3 separate regions of the Mus musculus genome follow, and all the other regions are linked to region 3. Evidence: chromatin loops called from intact Hi-C (ENCODE). Cell type or tissue: left cerebral cortex. All regions are shown on one strand. Each heading gives the region's core, and the rest is flanking DNA. Links, peaks and the distances in the headings are about the cores only.

What was found. Peaks named below come from ENCODE experiments on the same cell type or tissue, not always from the same donor. Only the 100,000 strongest peaks of a DNase experiment are listed, where the experiment ranks them.
Region 1: a loop joins it to region 3, with 5 times the contacts of the local background. A loop is called at or near these places in 22 of 42 quality-filtered maps.
Region 2: it touches region 3 in a loop (2.3-fold over the local background); 6 of 42 quality-filtered maps call a loop at or near these places.

Annotation. Positions count from the first base shown.
Region 1 is chr3:29,030,256-29,033,966 of GRCm38, reverse strand. No RefSeq gene overlaps it. Among named protein-coding and RNA genes, the nearest start is that of Gm33154, 13 kb to the left of the region's middle. In left cerebral cortex, for the core only: a CTCF peak has its summit at 1,962 (motif pointing left); a DNase peak (open chromatin) is centred at 1,960.
Region 2 is chr3:29,368,992-29,372,702 of GRCm38, reverse strand. The region is part of intron 5 of Egfem1 (EGF-like and EMI domain containing 1); the gene reads right to left. Among named protein-coding and RNA genes, the nearest start is that of Mir551b, 46 kb to the left of the region's middle. In left cerebral cortex, for the core only: a CTCF peak has its summit at 1,988 (motif pointing left); a DNase peak (open chromatin) is centred at 2,001.
Region 3 is chr3:29,709,460-29,713,170 of GRCm38, reverse strand. No RefSeq gene overlaps it. Among named protein-coding and RNA genes, the nearest start is that of Gm42197, 15 kb to the right of the region's middle. In left cerebral cortex, for the core only: no CTCF peak of the experiment used is centred there; a DNase peak (open chromatin) is centred at 2,267.

The DNA.
Region 1 (3,711 bases), core at 601-3,100, 680 kb after region 3:
TAAAACATAGCAGAAAAGACATGGGTTAACCTGTGTTTCCAATTAGCAGCAGGAAAAGATTTCCCTAGGGGACAAAATTGTAAAAGGCAGCAAGAATGAGACATAGCAGCACAGCTATTAAACTAGCAGGGTATAGGTAGGAGGATAATGAGTCTGAGGCCAGCCTTGCCTATGCAACAGGACTGTCTCAGAAAGACCAAAGGTCAGGGACATAGCTCAGTGGAGGAGTGTTTGCCAAAAACCCCTGATTGCTTTCAAAAATAAATAGGTAGATAAATTAAATAAATGCCCAGATGAGAGAAAAACTACAGAAATCTTCTGATTATAGCTCACCATTCCCACTTTATCACACACACACAAACACACAAGCTGATTCCTTACACAAGATGTCTTTCAGAGTCTGGTTTATTCCACCTAACATGATGCCCACCCCACCCATTTACTTGTGGGTCACTTCATGTTCTCACTCCTCTCCTGAATGGTGTATGCTTGACACTCTTCCCCCTTACTTGTACATCTCTTCCCAGTGTAGATGAGTAACTTTGCTGTTATAAACAGTGCTGCAGTAAGCAGGTATGTTCAGGAATCCTTGCTCTTGCTGGCCTTGATCCCTTCATACATATATCCAAAGTGGCACAGCTTGACTTCGGGGTGGTTTTGTTTTCTATTTCTAAAGAAAGAATCTCCATTCTGATGGATGTAGCAGCTGGACTCTTTCCACTCTCCCCACAGTGCCTGAACAGACCTTTCGCTGTGTATCCTCACTAGCTCTCTCTGCTCTCTTGACTGAGATGAGGGGGGATTTCAGTGTAGTTTTGACTTCTATCCCCTGCAATGGTCTCAGGTATGAATGTGCAGCAGAATGTCTGTGGAAGTCAGAGGGCTGCCTCCGTGTCGGTACCTGACTGTCTTTGCTTGAGGGGAGGTCTCCCGTTGCTGGCCTCTGTGTTGGTCAGGCTAGCTGGCTTGCGAACTGCTGAGATATTCCTGTCCCCATCTTTCACGACAGCATAGGAACACTTGGATTACCAGAGTGTGTGACTCTGTGTATCCCCAGGAACCATACTCAGGGACTTACTCACAGGTGTGTAGCTGAGCTCAGCCATGTCCCCATTTCCTCGAGTGACAATCTTGCTTTAATTTTCTGGGCTGCTGGTATTCTTTCTGGAAAGTCCTTAAACATTTTCTCTTATTCTCCTAAAGCATCCTCAAGATTTCTGGGCTTACAGCAAAGTGAATGGCTCTTCACTACTGTAATTCTAGCACCCGTGAGGCAGCAACGAGGGGATCAGGAGTTCAAAGCCAACCTCAGCCACACATGGAATTCAAGGCCAGCCTGGGTGACCTAAGACTGTCTCAAATAACTAAAATAAACCAATAAACACCACAGAGTTAATGAAGTATAATAAGAGACCCAGAAATTAACTCATATAAGCACAGCCATTTGATTCTCAGTAAAAGTACCAAAAATACACATTAGAGAAAAGACAGTTCTTAGACAAATATGCAGGAAACCTTGACGTCCTCATAAAGAAAAATAAAGTTAGATCAATATCTAACCTTGTGCAAAGAAGAAAAAAGTGCATGAATCCTTTATAGATTCATAGATTCACGGACTTTCCTAGTAGCACCCCTGCAAAGGCTAGGGGATAAAACAGCTCCTTCCTAGCTCTCTAGAAGGCCCATTCTATCCTCTCCTGCCTGCAGGGACCCAGGAGTGAAGCTCTGGGACCCACGAACTTTTCTTCCTAAGACTTGGAAAACCCCTTTTACTCAGGAGAATGGCACCTGTTCCACAGACTGGGATGAGAGGTAGTTTATATAAAAAGGTGGATTTCAGTCCCTCTTAAAAATTGGAAATTTGAGCTTCCTGGGCTCACAGGATGAGAATGCAGAAAAAGTCCAGGCAGGTGTGTCAGCCACCACCCTTACAGGCCAAATGCTGTCGAGCTCACCAGTGACCCCTTGTGGCCTATCCTCCTTTCACTTGATCGGCCATGGCTGGCTCTCCATGGTTCAATTGGCAAATGTTGGCTTATGATTGGGAGCCAGGAGCCAGAGAAGGTTGATGGGGGCATATTTGGAGAGGTCCACAATCCTTTCCAGTCCTAGATGACAGGGAAAACTATCAATGCGAGAGAAAAAATTCTCAAAATACGATTCATCATGTGACTTGTTTTTTTGTTTTGTTTTTTGGGTTTTTTTTTTTTTGGTTTTTTGTTTTTGTTTTTTTTTAAAGACTTATTTGTGTATAGGAGTACACTGTAGCTGTCTTCAGACACACCAGAAGAGGGCATTGGATCCCATTGTAATGGTTGTGAGTCACCATGTGACTGCTGGGAATTGAACTTAGGACCTCTGGAAGAGCAGTGAGTGCTCTTAACTTCTGAGCCATCTCTTCAGTCCATCTTGTGACTTTCTTAATCAGGATAATTTCATACATGAGTAGTATAATATCATTTGAACCCCCCTCTCTCCTCTCTAATTCCTCTGGTACTCCCACTCCATTCCAAAATCTTTATCTCTCCTTTTAAAAATCATTATTGTTACACATATGCATCTATATATCCTATATATGTGTGTATGTATACATATACGTACACATATATACACAAACACATAACCTACTGAGTCCACTAAGTGTTGCATATTCATACATTTATTTAAGGCTGAGACCCTTCTTATACAACTGAAGTTTTATTCTGAGTGCGTGGCTGCCTTTCTGCCACTATTTATGTTCAGCATCTTGTCTTGCACTGACTAGGCCAGTCATAAAGATTTGCTCAGTCAGGCTACTTCCCAGATTCCAAGAAAGTTCACCTAGGAATCCCCATGCTCAACGCCCATGCTTGAACACAGAGACTCGGTTCGTTCTATCAGTTTAGATTGTATCACACTCCGAGGCACTAATAAGCAAGCTAGCTGTGGCCATCTGGGAAATGCAAACTACACAAGTGAGGAGAGCACTCTTGATTGATAGCTAAATCATTAGTTCTCGGGGCTTGCAAACATTATTAAAAGGGAGTCATTAAAAAGCTGTCACTTTATCCCAGCTGTGCCATCCACACAGATGCAATCCACACCAAGTGGCAAAGCCTTCTCGAGAGTTACCCAGGGAAACTCAGAAACCTGCTGTTTCCTCTGGGTAACAATTCTATCGACCTGTCAATAAAAGAAGGGTTTATGCTCCTTGGCTGAATTTTCAAAGGAATTGAACTCATTTATACCTGACCCATGGAAGAGCAAATGGAGACAAGGAGGGCCTGGGAACAGGAAAACTCTAACACGAAAATGAATGAATGGATTCATTGACCTCACCGCTCATTGTAGGTCACTCCTCTATAAGTTTTCTTTAACTCAGGCCTTTGCTGCTGGTCTGGCCCATGAGTAAAACATACAAAAAATTTTCCTTCTCCTTTTACATTTTCCATATGATTACGTGCTTCCAGATCTGAGCGTAAGGTCACAGGTACAAAAACTGGTCCCATTTTTTTTTCAGGTATCACCTGCTTTTTGGAAGTTTAGAACCTTTCACAGAATTTATGTGGCCTGTGGAAAGGGTTGCCAGGAGAATAAACACCACCCTCGGTTAGCTATCAAGTGCTAGATGTTCTGCATGTATTTATACATGATCTCACTGGTCAGGTTCCACAACAATCTATGCTTCACAAAGTGGTACCAAAGGCTACAGGTTAAAAGTATCCCCTATTT
Region 2 (3,711 bases), core at 601-3,100, 340 kb after region 3:
CATAAGTGAGTAACCTTACTGATTCTCAAATACCTTGCCTGTTAACAAAGACACTAGCGATTTTTGTCTCATTAGAAATGTGCTAGTGTCCCAGTACAGGGGAACGCCAGGGCCAAAAAGGGGGAGTGGGTGGGTAGGGGATTGGGGGGTTGGTATGGGGGACTTTTGGGATAACATTGGAAATGTAAACGAGGAAAATACCTAATAAAGAAAAAAAAAAAAGAAACGTGCTAGTGTAAATGAACTAATAAAGCAGAGCACAAAGTTTGGTGCCGAGCCCTTATCAAGGATTTATATCAATATCTATTATTCTGTGTCAGTCTTGTTTTCCTATGAACACTTTCATATGTTCAGGTTCTTTCCCCGTAATAACACTTTTCTTCTTCTAAGAATCCCCCTGAATATATGTTTTAATTTCCTTTCAAAGTGTAACAAGATGGTAAATATTTGGCAATATTAGCTCCTAATGCAGGGATAATTATGTAAAAAACGGTGCAAAACTGCAAAATAATAGCCAAGGAAACTGTGTGCAGGATGTCTGTAACCTCCAGCAATCCATCTCATATGAACTATACATGAAATCTGATTACAGTTTTCCACCCTAAATTGAGACATTGGATTTTATGTTACAAGCCGGGCTTCTCAACAGTGATCATTATCACAGCAGTCACAAATCAAATAAATTGTCATCTTTCCCATACATACTCTATGCCTTCCAAGCTTCAGGAAAATATAATTGATGACTAGCAAATAAAATATGACTCCATGCTAATGATGGAAATTCAGAGCTATAATTACATTTCTCTACAGCCATGCCACCTTGAATGTGCCCCTTGTCCTCTGATCTGGGGGGCTATGCAGGGTCACTCTAGGCAGTACTTAGATAAAAGAATTGTAATTAAATTCTATCTGTTCCCTACTTGCCACTTAAGGCCTTGTTTCAATGAACATGATGACCTGGTATTTTTCTCTTATGTTTTACTCAATAATGAATATTAGTTTTAATTTGAGAATAAAATTATTTGTTGCGACAATCATTTTCCCCACTTTTTAAAATTAAACAGTGTTTCTTTTTGGAAATTCCGATTGAAGTTAACTTCAGGCATCAAGGATCCCATAGTGTTTTCCACATGACCAGCAAAGGCAAGGAGCCCAAGGATGCTCAGCCAACGATGCTTGGAGCTGGACATGCTGGTGACTCATGCAGATGGAAATATCCTGGAGATTATTTTAAAAACCAAACATGTATCTATTTAAGATAAAAAATAATAGCAATAAAGAATAAAGCTGTGTCTCATTTTGTTTTTCTTTTCATTTACTCTTTGGTCATGTTTTAATAGGTCATCATGCATTCGAGGCTAAGGAGACATTTTCAGAAGGTTAGTGTCGCTTTTGCCATACTTAAGAGAGGGAAAAGTAACTCCATTCTTATATCTAACCATAAACTTAAATACACAAAAAAGAATGTAAAATGAAACTCACTGGTATTAGGCATATTGGATGTACCACAGGGCCCCCAATGGAGGAGCTAGAGAAAATACCCAAGGAGCTGAAGGGGTCTGCAACCCTATCGGTGGAACAACATTATGAACTAACCAGTACCCCAGAGCTCTTGACTCTAGCTGCATATGTATCAAAAGATGGCCTAGTCGGCCATCACTGGAAAGAGAGGCCCATTGGTCAGGCAAACTTTATATGTCCCAGTACAGGGGAACGCCAGGGCCAAAAAATGGGAATGGGTGTGTGGGGGAGTGGGGGGGGGGAGGGTGTGGGGGACTTTTGGGATAGCATTGGAAATGTAATTGAGGAAAATACGTAATAAAAAAGATTAAAATCAAAAAAAAGAATGAAGTATGACATAATATTTTAAAGTCTTTGAAGCCAAGTACATTTTATACATATTGGTTTTGTGTACTTGTAGGGTGACATGTTCATTTGTGACTATTATAAAAAAGAGGGCAAGTGAGTGCCACCTTGTGGAAGGACCTACATCTACCACCTCTAAGTTAGTCCCGCCTCCCTGGGTTTTCTTCCTTTCTCTTGTTCCTTTCTCTTGTTGCCAATGAGAACATCATGATTTTTTTTCATACCCGTGTCCTTCTTTGTATCCATTCACGTTGCTTACTTAGCTTAAGACAAATTAAATTTCCAACGAAGACTGTACTGTGGATTGCATTAACAAAGAATAATAGTATCCCAGAAAACTTAATACTAGGCAAGGTAAGAAAGAAGTATTGGCAGTAATAGCAACTGCAGTTTGCAACATCAGGCACAAATACCAAAGGACCATCATTTATAAAAGAGGGGGGGGGGTTAATGCCAGCAGTGATCGGTGATGTGTGGATGTGACAAACTGAAGTCTGAAGGATTATGATTTTGCTCACCTTAAGCTAGGGCAACTTAACCAGACTTAGCATTGGCAAATTTCACAGCATGGTTCCATCAGGGCAAAATATGCAAAGCTCTATTAAGCAAAGGTTCCATCAGAAAAACCCCTTCAAAGCAATATTAATTCCTATTGAATTAACTCATATGAATTCAATTAACTCATTCACTCATTTTAATTCAATATGATTCATTAATTCATCGTGTTTCTTCAGTCTGACTTCTTCATTAGAAAGGAGTTGTTTAGTAGATTTAAAGAGATCTTTTCTGAATTCACACAAGAACAATGTCCACTGTTCACTTCAACTGGTAACAACACTAAGCACAATGGCCAGGATGACATCAAATAAGCATAATGTATATTTCAGAAATAGTAAGAAACTTTAGGACAACTTGCAAGGTAAGTACAACTTTATTTAATACTAGAAAGTTGAGGCTCAGAAAAGGTAAACAGTTACTGGAGACTGCATATCTGGAAGCTAAACTATTTCAACCAAAATTCACAACCTTCCATAACTACAGGTTTACTGTCAAGGAATTTTGGGTAAAGAATGATCTTGAAGTTGCCTCCTCAGCATCTCAAGGCTGGAATTATAGGAATGGATCCGGTGACTGACTAAGTCTGACACTTTTAAACCTTAAAAAATAAACTTCAGTAATAAAACATTTTAAAAATGAAAGCCTTCTAAAACATGGCCTTAAATCTCACTTTTGTTACTCTGACTCTATGGCTTCTTACCAAAGTTCCAGGCAAGACTAGAATTACGGAAACCCATCTATGCTCTACTGAAAGATTCATCAACACACAACATCATTTAGTTCTGTAGGGAACAAAACTTACCATCACGTGTAAAGATTTGATACCTAAGGCTTGGCAATCTCCTCAGTAGTAAGTGCTTGATAATATAATATACACACACTTTGGAGAAGAATTTTCTAGGTTTCGAGTTCTGTACCTGACCAGGAAACCTTTTGCTTTATTTTGCCTTTTTAGAATAAAACATTTCTGCAGGCTGGAGACATGACTGAGATAGTAACATGCTTGCTGAAAAAGCTGTAAGACCTCTGTCCTGATAAGTAGCACCCACATAAAGGGCCAGATGTGGTAGTATTCATCTGTATTTCTGGTGCCGGGGTATGAGTGGAGGCAGGAGAATCGTGGGAGTTTAGTGTTCAGCTAGCCTAGTTAAGTATGTGAGGTCAAGGTTTGTAAGGTAGCAATAAGATAACTCAGGATGTATAGCTTCTTGCCATGAAGCCTGACAACCTGAACTTGACCCCCAATCCATTTGGTACAGAGAACTAATTTATATGATCCCTTTGACT
Region 3 (3,711 bases), core at 793-3,292:
GGAAATAACATACAAGAGTAATAAGCTGTGGTAGCTAGAAAAACATTCATTCCGTTGACTTTACAAAAACAGTTTATTTTATTTCCTCTCTTGTCTCATCTTAATACAAGCCCCAAAGTGAATTCTGTGTCTAGATTTATGAAGTAAGGATGAGCAGGTCTCAGCTCTTCACGCACACCGGCATCTCTGCAATCACGCAACAGCTTGCTGGGCAGAGGATGTGGTACCTTTCTGTTCTGCACAGGAAGGCTTGTTGGTGTTCATTAAAGGCTTAATGGAAATGACAGCTCTGCAGCTGATGGAGAGTTAACAACTCAGCCACTCCAGGTGCTAAATTATGGGCCACATTTTGTAACCCCCTATGGCTGAGCCCTCAGATTTTCTATCAGAACCACCACAAGGAAGGATGCATAAACATGTTTCTTGACATTCTCATCTAGATTTCTCCTGTATAGAACAGCCAGTTAGTACCAATGAAAAAGGTCCCATGTTCTTCTCTGAGTACCTATCTTTAATCAGCAACAACAACCAGGTGGTACATCATAGTGCCCAAAAGTGACAAAGTTATCAGCTTGCTGATAGAAACAAATGGTGAAACATAATACACACATGTGCATATACATATATGAACATGCTATTTTAAAAATCTCTTATATATGGTAACTAAATTCAATGATCTGAATATATTAATGTCATAACTAGTGAAAAATAGTAATATGCAGTTGTCCAGTTAGATCACAGAGACAGTATTTGTAATCTCCCATATTATTTTGACTTACGCAGCTTACCATAGGAGATTGCATCATCTAGCATATTTGAATTGAGGGTCTGGAGGGATCCAATATGATCTACAATGATTTGGGAAGGCTATAGGCATAGACTGGTTACAAAACTGGCCTACATCCTTTACCCAGTTCGTATCTCCTTCTATAGAGTGCATTTTAGCTCCTCTCTTGCAGTACTACAGCTTATGTTCTTCTTCATGGAATCTGGGATGGCTGTCACCCTGTACTGGCTGCTAGAGGACAGCAGAAGTGGGAATGTGCCAGTTCTGACGCTGGGCTTTAGGGGCCTACTTTGTCCTTGCCAACTATAGATGACCTGCCAGGCGACCACAGATATAAGAAGCTAATCTAAGCCTAGATAAGCACAGCTGCCCAGTCTAAGGCCTATTGAGAAATAACATAGTAATTGCTTCATGAAATTATAATTGGTGGCTATGAGTCACATTAACAGCTATACAATCTTGTTCAACATTATAGAATAAGCTACCTATGAAAAGTCTACAATTTATAATCCTTTTCTTGATTCTAGGTTACTGTCATTACTACCACTTTTTTTCTATGTCATATCAGATATAGTTCTTTGTGCCTAATACAACTACTATAAAGAATGGCTTTAGAAATGCACATATCTGCTTTAGCACTAAATGAGAAGTCTGTTTCTAACTGTGGACATACATGTTTCTTGCTATTGACCATCAGTACTTGAAAAAGTACTTCAAAGTACCAGTAGCCAAAAGTAGTGAGAAGATTAGCAGTGACGTGGTGTGGGTTCTGGATGAAAAGTAGATTTCATGAATAGGCAAACCCAACCAAGTTTTTCATCCTCAATGGATGCTTTGAAATGAGACCAGCCTTAAAAGTTCAGAATAAAATGCATTCAAAAACATGACAAGGCTCTTGAAATCATCAGGCAGGTATCAACTGTGACCACGGATCCCATGAGGGAAATGAACCAAGACCAACCCTCTAATACTCTTTCTTCTTAAATATTGATCTTGAATATCTGAGCAGACCCTCCACCAACAAAAGGATTTGAAAGTGTCCTGGCATCTAATCTCTCATATTTGAATTTAAATGATCAGAGAAACCACTTAATGTGAAACATAGGCTCTCTGAAAACATGTATGCTCATATTTGAAATATCTGAAAAATTGGAAGACGTAAAATATCATAAAGACATCAAAACAAACGCATTCCCTTGTGGCCTATGTATTGACGGCTTCCATCAAGATGCTTCCTTGTGAACTCTTCACTGGTTTGTCAGTGAAGTGGAAAGGACTCACAGTGATTAGGTCTCTTCACCTACACACACACACACACACACACACACACACACACACACACACACACACACACTTCTCTGCAGCCCAGGCCTCAAATACCAGCATTCTTAGTTGCAAAGAAACATACAATTTAAATGAGAATGAATTTCACACTTGAGGCAACAGGCAGCTTTACATTTGGATCTGAGATTCAGCTATGTAAAAACACTACTTTGCATAGAGATTATGGAACGCTTTCCTTGGAAACCAATTCATGTGCTGCCTGGGCTCCAAGACCATAGGGAACAGGCAATGCTGATGGGCAGACTCCTAACACAAGTTCTAGAATTCCCAGGAGCTATAATTTTCCCCAAAGCAACTTTTTGTTAAAGAAGAGAGAAAATCAATAAATTTGAGGGTTGATTTACAGGTATTTACAACCACCAAGACCACCACCACCACCACCACCACCACCACAACAACAACAACAATAACAGTTCCTTTGAAAGACTAGGAAACTGTAATTTTCTATATTATAGGAGTGAAAATGATTGTAACCATGCTAAATCGGGTGGCATAAGTTTCTGAACTCGATTCTTTTTAAAACTTAAAGACCTTGAAACTTTCAAAATGCCCATATATCTATTACATATGTGAATTTGTCCACAAAGACCGGAAGTGGTATTGGGCATTTTCCTCAGTCACTCTCCACCTTAGCTCTGGAGACAGGGTCTCTCACTGCAACCTAAACTAGCCAAGTAGGTTCAACTGACAGCTGACAAGTCCCATGGTTCCTTCAGGCTCCACCTTCCTATGATGCTATGCTTGGAATTTTATGTAAATGGTGGAGTTCAAACTCAGTCCTTATGCTTGCATTTTACTGGCTGCTATCTCTTCACGCACTATTAGCATTTTTAAAAAACCTTATTAATTTCAGCCCCTTTGCTTAAATTAATTTTATGGTCAGACACAATGAGAACAACACACAGGTTTTACATAGTGCAGATTTCAAAGCTGGTGCCACTTCTGGTTGGTCCTCAGGTATCACATTAAGTTGGCCAGGTTAAAAAGTTCATCTGCCTTTCCCTGAGGACACACACTGTTAATCAATAACCCCTTTCCTGTACATACATCGCTCAGACTGGCTCCTTTACTTCCAAAAGACAATTGAATTTATGTTTTTATGTTTGAGTCTTCATGAATGAGAGTTTAGGATTAGCAAGGGAGGCAGAGGGACTTGCACTGTGGGCTCCTTTCAACAGCAAGGCATGTTAATCCGAATGACTAAAATCCACTCAAACTCCTTGACCTCAAAGCTAACATGTAATTTACCATTAATGACTTATTAGTATTCTTCTCAAAGTTTTAAAGGCCTTGCCAGGGACTAATAAAATTGTTAAAATTTGAAAAATTATCCATGAACAGATGAGTGGGATATTTTACTATCTTGTCAAGTAGATAATGTCTTTGAATATTAAGTATGTGGGAATACTCCCCTATACAGCAGGTAAGGATTGCACTCCTGAACCAATCTGTCATGGCATACACAACTTTTTTGTGTTATTAGAAAGATTGATCTTATTTCTGATTTTTAAATCTCTAGAATAGAAGAGAAAAATGTATATAAATTTTCATAATGAAATGGAAGAATGTACATTACTTAA